Regions from separate parts of the Homo sapiens genome. Here regions 1, 3 and 4 are each linked to region 2. The links are chromatin contacts, found by Hi-C or POLR2A ChIA-PET in ENCODE. All regions are on one chromosome and are shown on one strand. The core of a region is the stretch at or near the end of the contact, and the rest is flanking DNA. Distances in the headings are between cores, read along the strand shown. Region 1 overlaps NLRC5 (NLR family CARD domain containing 5). Region 2 has its middle 19 kb from the start of ADGRG1. Region 3 holds the start of CFAP263 (cilia and flagella associated protein 263). Region 4 overlaps NLRC5 (NLR family CARD domain containing 5).

What was found. A loop is a pair of places that touch in the nucleus more often than their neighbours do. ChIA-PET counts read pairs that join two places held with the same protein, here RNA polymerase II (POLR2A). Pooled maps may share reads with other maps.
Region 1: a pooled map shows a loop between it and region 2 (7-fold over the local background). The contact joins two enhancer-like sites. A Hi-C loop is called at or near these places in 4 of 37 single-sample maps with no recorded cell type and 7 of 50 pooled maps. POLR2A ChIA-PET finds 5 or more read pairs at or near these places in 1 of 52 experiments (activated naive CD4-positive, alpha-beta T cell).
Region 3: a map with no recorded cell type shows a loop between it and region 2 (9-fold over the local background). The contact joins the promoter of CFAP263 here to the enhancer-like site in region 2. A Hi-C loop is called at or near these places in 9 of 37 single-sample maps with no recorded cell type and 5 of 50 pooled maps.
Region 4: a loop to region 2 is called in a pooled map, with 4 times the contacts of the local background. The contact joins two enhancer-like sites. A Hi-C loop is called at or near these places in 1 of 37 single-sample maps with no recorded cell type and 6 of 50 pooled maps. POLR2A ChIA-PET finds 5 or more read pairs at or near these places in 1 of 52 experiments (PC-9).

Annotation. Positions count from the first base shown.
Region 1 is chr16:57,040,200-57,042,899 of GRCh38, reverse strand. It overlaps NLRC5 (NLR family CARD domain containing 5), which reads right to left. Exons shown (of 49, transcript NM_001384950.1): 17 at 2,182-2,250; 18 at 1,326-1,415; 19 at 835-918. Among named protein-coding and RNA genes, the nearest start is that of CPNE2, 51 kb to the left of the region's middle. RefSeq lists enhancers at 648-747, 1,018-1,067. Within about 2 kb of position 1,364, at least 9 of the 41 ENCODE cell types and tissues checked have a DNase peak (open chromatin) inside an H3K27ac peak, as active enhancers do.
Region 2 is chr16:57,608,706-57,611,405 of GRCh38, reverse strand. No RefSeq gene overlaps it. Among named protein-coding and RNA genes, the nearest start is that of ADGRG1, 19 kb to the left of the region's middle. RefSeq lists an enhancer at 1,460-1,559. Within about 2 kb of position 1,370, at least 4 of the 41 ENCODE cell types and tissues checked have a DNase peak (open chromatin) inside an H3K27ac peak, as active enhancers do.
Region 3 is chr16:58,248,643-58,251,342 of GRCh38, reverse strand. It overlaps CFAP263 (cilia and flagella associated protein 263), which reads right to left and starts at 1,407. Exons shown (of 9, transcript NM_014157.4): 1 at 1,228-1,407. The coding sequence starts at 1,328. It overlaps LOC105371293 (a long non-coding RNA gene), which reads left to right and starts at 1,484. Exons shown (of 4, transcript XR_933630.2): 1 at 1,484-1,676; 2 at 1,939-2,250. RefSeq lists a silencer at 1,097-1,576.
Region 4 is chr16:57,012,713-57,015,412 of GRCh38, reverse strand. The region is part of intron 1 of NLRC5 (NLR family CARD domain containing 5); the gene reads right to left. It also overlaps the pseudogene CFAP69P1. Among named protein-coding and RNA genes, the nearest start is that of NLRC5, 25 kb to the right of the region's middle. RefSeq lists enhancers at 375-424, 555-714, 755-804. Within about 2 kb of position 1,297, at least 16 of the 41 ENCODE cell types and tissues checked have a DNase peak (open chromatin) inside an H3K27ac peak, as active enhancers do.

The sequences.
Region 1 (2,700 bases), core at 115-2,614, 570 kb after region 2:
CCTGAACAGGAACCAAGGCAACTCCCTTCCTTCCCAGCATTGCACAAAAACAGGGTGTGAGCAGGGGGTCCTTAGGCCCCAGCACTCATTTCAGAGATCGTAGCCACCAACAGAGGCCACGCCTGCAATTTATGTATTTACCGACTGGGAACCAGGGACTCGGAGAGGGGATGTAACTTGCCCAGAATCACACAGCAAAGCGTGTTCACAGAGACAGCCTGGAATATAGGACCTGTGACCTCTCCCCTGGGCTCCTCTGGCTTTGGCCCAGAAGTGCCTGGGAGGAGGGGGTGCTTTGTGAGCCAAAAGCACCAAGGGCATTTAGGGATCAAGAACTCTGGTCCATTGCAGGCAAACTTTGGGGATTCCTCCTACACACTCTCTGCCAGGTACTCAGGGATCCTTGGCAGCCCTGGGCACCCTGCTTGAGTGTCCTCTCTGGTACAAACCCTCCCTGTCTACCCTGACCATACCCCAGCTAACAGCCCCAGCCCCTCCCGGCACCCCAGGGCCAGAATAACAACTGCCAGCCGTTAGTCATACTTCGCACCCACACCTGCCCTCCCCAGGGTGGCCTCAGAAGCCTGTTCAGAGATGCGGAGACAGGTTCCAGAAGTGAAACCTTGAATCAGAAGTGGGATTATTGAGTCACAGACTCTCTGAGTAAGAATCATCTATTAGCTAGCCTTCACCGAGAACTTACATTGTATTAGGGGCAATTTTCATGCATTTTCCGATTTAATCTTTACAATAACCCCAGGAAAGAGGGGGATGGGACAGAGAATGCTCCCCCCCTGCCCCAGCCTCAGAGGCTCTGCCTAGCGGGCTACTCACTTCAAGGACTGCAGAGCTCCCAGCCCTGGGAGCAGCTGAGCCAGCCGGGCTGCACCTTCATCCCCCAGAGCATTGCCTGAGAAGCTGGGGGTGGGGAGAAGGGAGGGGAGAACATTAGCAGGTGGGGAGTGGGTTGCTGGCAGCATGGTCCCTGCATTCCAGTTACTCAACTTCCTGAAACTGGACACAGCCCTGGGCTGCCAGGCCAGATCTCAGCAGATCTGGCACGGGCAGCTGGGGTCTCCCCCAGGTTCTTATTCTGAGGTTCGTGGACCTCTGAGGGACCAGGGGTGAGCCTCCGAGCGTGTCAGACATGGGGGATCTGTATCTTGGGAGGAAGAGTCACAACTTTCACCAGATTCTCCAAGGGGTTTCTGACTTCAGCAGGGAAAGAACAGTTGATCTAAATCTTAAAAACCAAACCCAAACACCAACACTAACTCACTGTAATTGGCCCCACCCACCCACCTTCCAACACACAAACCACTCACTCGAGGTGGAGGTGACCGAGGTGGCAGCTTCCTCCCAGAGCCTTGCAGAGCTGCTCTAGGTGCTTTTCTTGGAGGCCACAATGTGTCAGCCTGCCCAGGGACAAAAACACAGTGCTGCATGCCCCACTGAACAGAGGCGGGAAGGAGCCGCTTTCCCACCCCCCAGACACAGAGGCAGAGAATGAGGCTTGCAGGAGAGGAGGGACTGGGATGTATCTGGCACCTAGACAGACGGACAAAGAGGGACCAACACACACGACACCCACAGGATGTCACATATAGGCAGAGGGTGGGCAGAGACACAGATGGAAGGAAACCAAGGCACAGAGACCTCAGAGAGAGAGAGCAGATCAGAGGAAGACAGATAAGACTGAAATAACAGTTAAATAAACTGATAAAACAGAAATACACGATGAGAGAGGGAAGAAATGAGAGAAACAGGCAGAGGGACAGAGGGAGATTAGGACAGACAAAGACCAAGAGAGAAGGGGGGAAGAGTGCTGATGGGAGCCCCCAGGCCCAGGCACCAGGATCATGACAGAAGGAGCCCAGTGCTCCCCTTCACCTCTTTTCAGAGTCTCCACAACCCCTCAGCTGCTGGGGGTCAGGGAGCTAAGGGGAGTGGGGTCTCCTGGGCTTGGGAAGGTGGTTGACGGGGCTGCCTTGTGAGCCCTGTCTGGGGTGGGCTGGGCAGGGGAGGTAGGAGGTAGGGAAGCCAGGCCATGACCCCTGGACACAGCAGGTCAGGTGTCCTTCAGGGAGCATGTGGGGCCTGGGCACAGGTTTGGGAGCAGGCTCTGAGCAGGGGAAGGGAGGGGGCTGGAATCACACACAGGGCTGGAGGCCATCACTGTACCTCATCCTTCGGGAGCTCAGAGGCAGCTCAGAGGGCATCTGGAGCATGAGGCTGTCAAGAAATGCAGCCCTGGAGGGACATCACCAAGGCCAGGCTGAGCAAAGGCCATGTCCGCCATCTCCAGAATCCATCCTCAGCCTGGCCTTCCACCATCGAGCCCTATCCTCCACCTAGAGTCAATCAGACCTTGGTGCCAATTTGGCTTCTCCACTTCCTGGTTGTGTGACCCTGGACAAATCACAGCCTCTCAATGGGAGACTGTATGTGAACTGCCTTAGTTTGGTGCTTGGTGCATACATGGCAAGTACTCAATTGACCTTGACTGCTATTATCATTAATCTCATCCTCCTCCTCATCTGTGCTTCAGAGATGTCAGCCCCAGCTGGAATCGAGCCTTCAGTAGTCCAGACTCTACAGAAGAGATTGTGGGTGGGCTCCGGGAGCAAAGAGCTGAGTCTCTACCCATGCGCTAGGCTGGGGCAATCCAGGACCCTAATGGGTCCTTGTGTGAAAGGGATA
Region 2 (2,700 bases), core at 121-2,620:
CTTTTTAAATACACAGTCATGAGTCACTGAACAAGGACACATTCTGAGAAATGCGTCATTAGGTGATTTTGCCATTGTGCAAACATCATAGAGTGCATTTATCCAAACCTAGAGGATGCATTTTAAAATTTATATATTCTTACATGGAAAACCAAATGTCCCAGCACCGTTACTGAATATCAGTCATTTCCCCCTAGTTGATCTGCAAGGCCAATATGAAGTGCTATCTGTAGCTTTCTTTATATGACCCATATAATCTTATGGGACCACCGTCATCTATGTGGTCTGTCATTGCCCAAAACGTCATTATGCAACACATGACTGTAATTTAATTTTGTGTATGTAATTTAATTCTTAACAGTGGCTATGTTTAACAACCAACTCACAAAATGCCTAAAAATTTAACCACCAGTTCTTGCAAGCCAAAACAGCAAGCTCCAACACACCCCTGGCCCTTGCCTGCCCTCAGCCCTGTCCTGGGTCCCCATCTCACCTCCCTGCAGGCTCCTATGAGGGGCAGGTCAGGAAAGCTGTATTCAGGTCCCGTACATCTCCTCTCAGGAACCTTCAAAGCCTGGTCTCCTCCTACTCAAGAGGGGCCCTGAAGAAAAGACACTCCAGTGACAAGCTGTGGTCACAGGGCTGTCCAGCCTGACCCGTGGAGAGCTGAAGCGGTCCAAGTGCTCAGCACCAGGAGATGGCTCAGAAAGCACAACCCAGGTTTGTCCTCTGGGGTCACCAACCATCTCATTTTGCCGGGGACTGTCTCTGCTTAGCACTGAAAGCTCTGCCTCCTGGGAAACCTCTCAGTTCCAGTAAACTGAGAGAGCTGGTCACCCCCCAGCTCATGGTCATATGGTCACAACAAAAGGAAAACGCTTATACAGTTGGCCCTCTGCACAAGTCGTTGGGGGCATGACTGAGGGACATGAGCATCCTACAATTTGGTCCCCCACAGGTATTGGGGGATGACTGTAATACAAAATTCAGTGAAATAAGCAGAAAACAAAGGCAATGTCTCCACCTGTCTCAGGGACCTGTTTCCCCACTCAAAGACAGGGCTGCTACCCAGGGGCCACTTGGAAAAGCTCTGCACAGAGTGAACAGTGATGTCAAATTGATGCTTCCAGGTCAAGCTGAGAGGTGGCAGGGATGACAGGCAAGAAGAGGCAGCCCTGAGGAGGTGGCAAGCACAGGACCCTGGAGGTGGATTCCAGTCCTCACTGTGTGACCTTGAGGAGGCGACCTGCCCCTTGGTGCCTCAGTTTCTCCATCTGTGACAGGTTTCTTCCTCACTGGGTGGTTGTGCAGCTTTAGTGAGATCAACCATAGACAGCACAGTGCGGGGCTTATTGCCAGCACTTAAGCAGTGCTTTTAGGAAGCCGAGCCAACTGATAGCATTGTGCGTGCCTTTTTTTTTTTCCATTTTAGAATTGTTTCCATTATAGCTGTTCTAATGTTATTTGTGCAATCAAAACAAAACCAAATCAAACCCACAAGTATCTAGGTACATAATGTATATAAATAGAATCTGAAACCAAATGTTGGACTGTAGTGGGGGTGCATAGGGCTGCTCCCCAGCTGTCACAGCTGGCCCCAAAGCACGCCATACTCGGAGGCATAGCTTTAGAAGAGCTGACAGGAGACGCAGTGGTGCCTCCCTGAGGTTACGCCAAGTCATGCCAGAACTAACACCCGAGCAGGCAGCTCTGGCTGCTGAAGAAAGAGAGGGCAGGTGGGCGCAGCTCCTAAGACAGAGAAGGTGTTTTTGTTTCCGGCACAGCCCGACACAGAATGGCTCAGGTCCACCTCTGCAGCTTGACACAGATTCTATTTGCCATGCAGACTGATCTCAGCAATTTGGGGCTGCTGTGGCCCCACAGGGAGGAAACCGAGCTGCATCGCACAGAAGGGTCAGCCACATCCCCCAGTTGCATGGGGATAAAGCCCTCTGCTTTTCCACTTGTCTCTGAATTCCTGTCCCAGGAATTAGGATTTCTTGTGCAGGCTGGAATGAGCAAAATACTTAGGGTGTAACATTTAAGGAGGTGCCCACCGTCAGTGCCAATGGCCCTGCACCTCACTTTAATCTTCATGTGATTCTATTAGGCAATCTCTATTATTATCCCATTTCGTTGTCCAAAAAAGGAAAAAAAAAAAAAAAAGAAAGGAAGAAAAAAAGAAAAAGAATAAGGCTCAGAGAGCTGATGTTACTTGCCCTGAAAAGTGACAGAGCCAAAATTCAAACCCAGACCCATCAGATTCCAGCACCTAATGGCTTAACCATTGGGCCATCCTTTCTCCTGAGTACATGGGCACCCAGGTGATCCTCAAGTGACCAGTGCGGCAGAAAATACGCTGAGGCTGAGTGTGCAGGCGGCAGCTGCAGTCCCAGCTCTGTCCAGGCTCACCGGGTGACCTTGGGCAAGTCTCTTTTTTTCTCTGTGCCTCAATTTCCTTGTTTATAGAAGCTGGTGGCTATGCTGGGCCAAGAGTCACAAACTACAGTGCCCACAGCGGCCAGGCTGCAAAGCTAATGAGAGCAGGAAGGGGGCAGGGTGGGAGACAATAGGGAGTGGGGGGACCTGGGGTGAACTGGAGAGTATGGGCCACGCTGGGGAGCACTGCCCAGCTCCAGTGAACTGTCACTTGAGGAAATATGAGCCCCATGTGGCCTGATCCTTCAGTTTTTTCAAGGA
Region 3 (2,700 bases), core at 158-2,657, 640 kb before region 2:
GTAGCTTGCTTTTTCAGCATAGAGCATGCTCCAGGTGTATGTAGTCTGTGGAGTCACACCTGAGTTTGAATCCCAGCACTACCACTGACTGTGTGAACTTAGGGAAGTGACTTCACCTCTGCGTCTTTGTTTCCTTACCCACTTCCTAGGGTTGCAGTGTCATCATATAAGATCATATATGTAAATGCATGGTACATAGAAACACTCAAAAATGAGAGCTGTTAGTAATAATACCTCAGTTCTGACCTAAAGTATTTGTAGATGTATAGAAGTAACATCTATTCAGCTGCTAGAGCTAGGATATTCTGTGCAAGACCAGTAAGTTGTACAACTAATCTTAACTACATCATGGAATCTTTATATCCAATTTACTTGCTATAGTAGAATATATAAAGCAGACTGCAAAATAAAATAAAACAAAATAAACGCAGACTATCGGGCCATTCTTTACTGTCCATCTCCATGCTTATATCCAGGTTCAGGCACACATTGCCTCATACTAAAACCATCTCAATAGCTTGCTTTCTATTCTGCTGCCGTGTTAGTTTTATCATATAATTTTTTTTTTTTTTTTTTTTGAGACTTAGTCCCTCTCTGTTGCCCAGGCTGGGGTGCAGTGGCACAATCTCGGCTCACTGCAACCTCCGCCTCCCAAGTTCAAGTGATTCTCCTGCCTCAGCCTCCAGAGTAGATGGGATTACAGGCACGCGCCACCACGCCTGGCTAATTTTTGTATCTTTAGTAGATACGGGGTTTCACCATGTTGGCCAGGCTGGTCTCGAACTCCTGACCTCAAGCGATCCGTCCGCCTCGGCCTCCTAAAGTGCTGAGATTACAGGCGTGAGCCACCGCGCCCAGCCTTATCATAGAATCTTAGCATCAGAAAAGGGCTTAGAAGTCACCTGGTCCAAATTGCTGCTGTAGAATTGTGGATCGGCTAAGCACACCGTCTGGCATGAGAGAGACTCCTCCGGCTGAAACCCTCACTTCCCCAATTACCCTCTGGGCTTCTCACCACCGGCCCCATCCCCTCGCCCTACCACCCCGTTCTAGCTCCACCAACAGCTTGTTGGCTCAGTGGTGGTGGAGTAAGGAGTAAAGAGGAAAAGTCTCCCCAGTGCTCAGTGAGGGCTTGGATCTTCTCCATGCTGGTCCCCAAGTCCGAGGCCGCCCGGAGAGGAGGGCCTAGGAGGAAGAGGGGCGGCCCCCAGGCGCGGGCGGCGGTACCTGAGCTCCTCCACCAGCCCGCACAGCTGGATAACAGGCAGCTCCAGCTCCGACCCTTCATGGGAGTCGGAGAGGACGCTCTCGGACTCATCATCAGTCATCACTCTGCCGAAGCGGCCCCTGCCAATGCCGTGTGCCCAGGAGCTCCGGGTGCCGGCGGCCACGCGTCACTCCGGCTGCGACGCGGTGGCGCGTTGCCCGGGCGACCGGACGCGAGGAAAGGGGTGGGGCTTCCGGTGGCCCCTCCCCGCGCTGCCCCGCCTGTCTCCGTGCGGACCCAGCCAGGTTGCTGGCTTTGAGCGCACACCTAAGCGCGTTCAGTTTCACTTCTTTAACAATAACTCTTAAATTGATAGTAATAATAGCAGCTGCTGTTTCTCAGCCCTTACTGTGTCCTTGGCAGCGTGTTAAGCATAGTTTATGAAAACCTTCGCCACAACCTTGTAATGGTATCTATCAATCTCTCCATTCTCCCAATAAGGAAACTGGGGCCTAGAAAATTAACACGATTTATCATAGTGTCCTTCTTCCCCTGTCCCACTGGGAGGCCCCTGCTCTGTTCACCACCTGGTGCTTCCTACATGCTAACAGCAGCTCCTCTCAGATATTAACATCCTGCATTTCTGGAAGGAAAAAAACGTGGCTGATAAAAATGGGTATACATTCAAGAGACATCCCTAAATAGTTACTGAATATCTACTGTGTCCTTAGTATCCTAGGGGGAATGTCTGGAAAAGACCATTCTGATCTTCAAGGAGCTTCCAATTAAATGAGTGAAACAGCCTCTAAACAAGCCGCTGGAACCTGGGGTGATGACAGCAACATCATGCGTCACACTGTGCATCGTAGTCATCTCCTTAAATCCTCAAAACAATCTGGTACAGTTGGTATTATTGCCGTCATCTTACAGATCAGAAAACCAAGGAATGGAGTAGCTTAGGTTCCATTCCACTCAAGAATGGAATCAAGCTCCGGTGGAACCCAAAGTCCATGCTGTTAACTTCTACGCTGATGTGGGACATGGTAAGGATCAGGGAGGCAACACAGGAGCTCTCTCTCTGCTCCCCATGGGGATGAAAGAGGACAGAGGGCAGGACGGGGAGACTTCTCCTAGGGAGGGTGAACTCTGGATGTGCTTAGAAAGCAAGCTGTGATGAAGTGCTTGGGGAGCGGGTCAGCCCCCTTCCCCTGCAAGGGGCATGCATTAGCATTGACAGGCACTCCCTGGATCTGAGGGAGGGTTTTTGTTTTGCTGCTCAGGGTGCACAAGGTTGGGGCCAGAATAGAATCACTGGAGATGACAGCAGAGAGCTGGAGCCCTACCACCTTCTCTCTGGTGGTAGGCCTCTTTAGGTTCTAGGGACAATGCAGACCACATTTAGCAATACTTAATATGTCCATATACAAGGTGACACAAATGGATGCTATCCCCAGGTGACATAAATAGATGCCAGCTCCAAGTGAACCCAGAGC
Region 4 (2,700 bases), core at 48-2,547, 600 kb after region 2:
AGCAAATTGAGATAAAAACTTGCCGTGGACTGAATGTTTGTGTCCCACCTCCCCCACCAATTCACCTGGTGAAGCCTAAATACCCAGTGTGATGGTATTTGGAAGTGGGACCTTTGCGAAGTGATTAGGTCAAGAGGGTGGACCCCTTATGATGGGATTACTGCCCTCACAAGAAGAGGCTGGAGGCCGGGTGCGGTGGTTCACGCCTGTAATCCCAGCACTTTGGGAGGCCAAGGTAGGTAGATCACTTGAGGTCAGGAGTCTAAAACCAGTCTGGCCAACATGATGAAACCCCATCTCTAATAAAAACATAAAAATTAGTCAGGCATGGTGGCAGGCACCTGTAGTCCCAGCTACTCAGGAGGCTGAGGCAGGAGAATCACTTGAAGCCAGGAGGCAGAGGTTGCATTGAGCCAAGATCATGCCACCGCACTCCAGTCTGGGCAACAGAGCAAGACTCCATCTCAAACAAACAAAAAAAAAAAGGAAAAAGGAAGAGGCTGGAGAGCGCTTGCCCTTTCTTTTTGCTCTCTGCCCTGTGAGGACACAATGAGAAGGTGCCGTCTGCAAACCAGGAAGCGCATCCTCTCCAGACACCAGGCCTGCTGGCTCCCTGATTGGGGACTTCCCGGCTTTCAGAACGTGAGAAACAAGTTTCTGTTGTTTAAGCCACCCAGTCTACAGTGTTTCATTATAACAGCCCAAACTGACTAAGACATACTTGCCTTCGACCACAGAAAGTGAAAGAAAATAAAACCCACTCTAAGTTAACAGGCAGATAAAAAACAACAGCACTTTATGTACAACAGGATACTTTAACAGAACTTGGTAAAATTATATTAGCAGTCATTTAGAGAAAAGAGGCAGTATTTATATGCCTTAAATATTTCATAATAAAACCGCTGAAGTTACTTTTAAGTCTAATCTTAAGTTAGAATTAGATATAAAGAAACGAATAAAGGCAATTCTATCAAAAGGCTATTTGTTGGGAGGATCAGACAATAGCAAAAAAGCTTCCAAACATAATAAAATATATAACAAGGTGACCATCATTCAAACTTTAAGATTCTTGGATTAAAAATGGAAAAAAATTGGCCAAAGGGATGGAATAGAGTCCAAGTGAGCCTCACACTCATTTAAAATACACTATTTAATCCATGATATTGAAAGAAAAAAGGGGGGAAATAAGTGGTGTTAAAATACATAGCAATATGCTGTCTCTTTCCTGCCACCATGAAGAAGGTCTTTACTTCCCCTTTGCCTTCCATCATGATGATGTTTCCCAAGGCCTCCCTCGCCATGTGGAACTGGTGTTTTGAAGCCTGTGGACCTTAATGGTGTCATCAAACTTTTTGAAGAGACTGCTAAAGAAGGCTTAGAAGAAAAGCAACTTAAATCTGTCAAGAAACTGGTACAGTGTTATCAGAATGAACTTCCCTTAAGGGATTTAGTACAGACATTTGAAATTCTGAATCTGTGTGCAGTAAAAATTGAAAACCAGCCGCATTTTGTAGAATCTGCATATGATATCATAAAATAGTGTGGCTTGCCATTTTTGAAAAAGAAAGTATCGGATGAAATAACTTATGCTGGAGATACTGCTAGTTCAGTTGCGCTTCTGGGTGACTTAATGAAAATACCAAGTTCTGAATTGAGGATAAAAAATTGTAAACGTATTGTTGACTTTTATCAGGCACAACCACCAAAGGAGCATATTCCAGGTTACCAGCAAGTGAGTTCATCATACAAGATTCAAATGGCTGAAGTTGGAGGATTGGCAAAAACAATGGCCCAGTTAATGACCTTGCTTGAAAATCAACTTGTTGAGAAACTTTGGGTACTTAAAATTCTGCAGCATCTCTCGACTTCTGAAGTTAATTGTACTGTAATGATGAAAGCACAAGCAGCCAATGGAATCTGTGCTCACCTCAATGACTCAGATTTCTCTGGACAGCTTTTATTTCCTTCATCAGAAACACTTTGGAACTTATCAGAAAAAATCTTCAAAATAAGAAATTGTTCAACAGCTTAGTAACTTGGAATGTTTACTGACTTTGAAGGAAGTATTTTAAAATCTATGAGAGGTTTTAGTCATTATGACCGTCAGCTTAGAAATGACATATTAGTGATCACTACAGTTATAGCTCAAAATCCTGGAGTGCCAAAGATTGAATGTGGCTTTACCAAGGATTTGATACTGTTCGCAACCTTTAATGAAGTTAGAAGTCAATCCCTTTGGTAAAGGACTTAAATTTTCTAAATCCTATGAAGATTTTGAGTTGAATAAATTACTATTCACTATAATTGTGATCTTATGTAAAGATTTAAATACTATACAGGTAAAGAGTAATCAAGGCAAGAAAATTAACAAAAATTGTATCACTTTGTAGTATAAAAATATACATATGGCAATATGAGTGTTTTAAATTTAAAGAATTATTTTTAACTAAGCAATTAAATTAAAAATTTCTGCATGGAAATGAAAAACACAGCCACATAGCATTTCACACCCACATAGAATGGCTGTAATGAAAAAGACACATGTTGATGAGGATGTAAAGAAACAGGACACCGTATATATTGCCGGTGGGAATGTAAAATGGTCCAGCCACTCTGAAAAACAGTTTGGCAGTTTTGGCAGTTCCTTAGAACAGCAGTCCCCAGACTTTTTGGCCTAGGGACTGATTTCATGAGAGATCA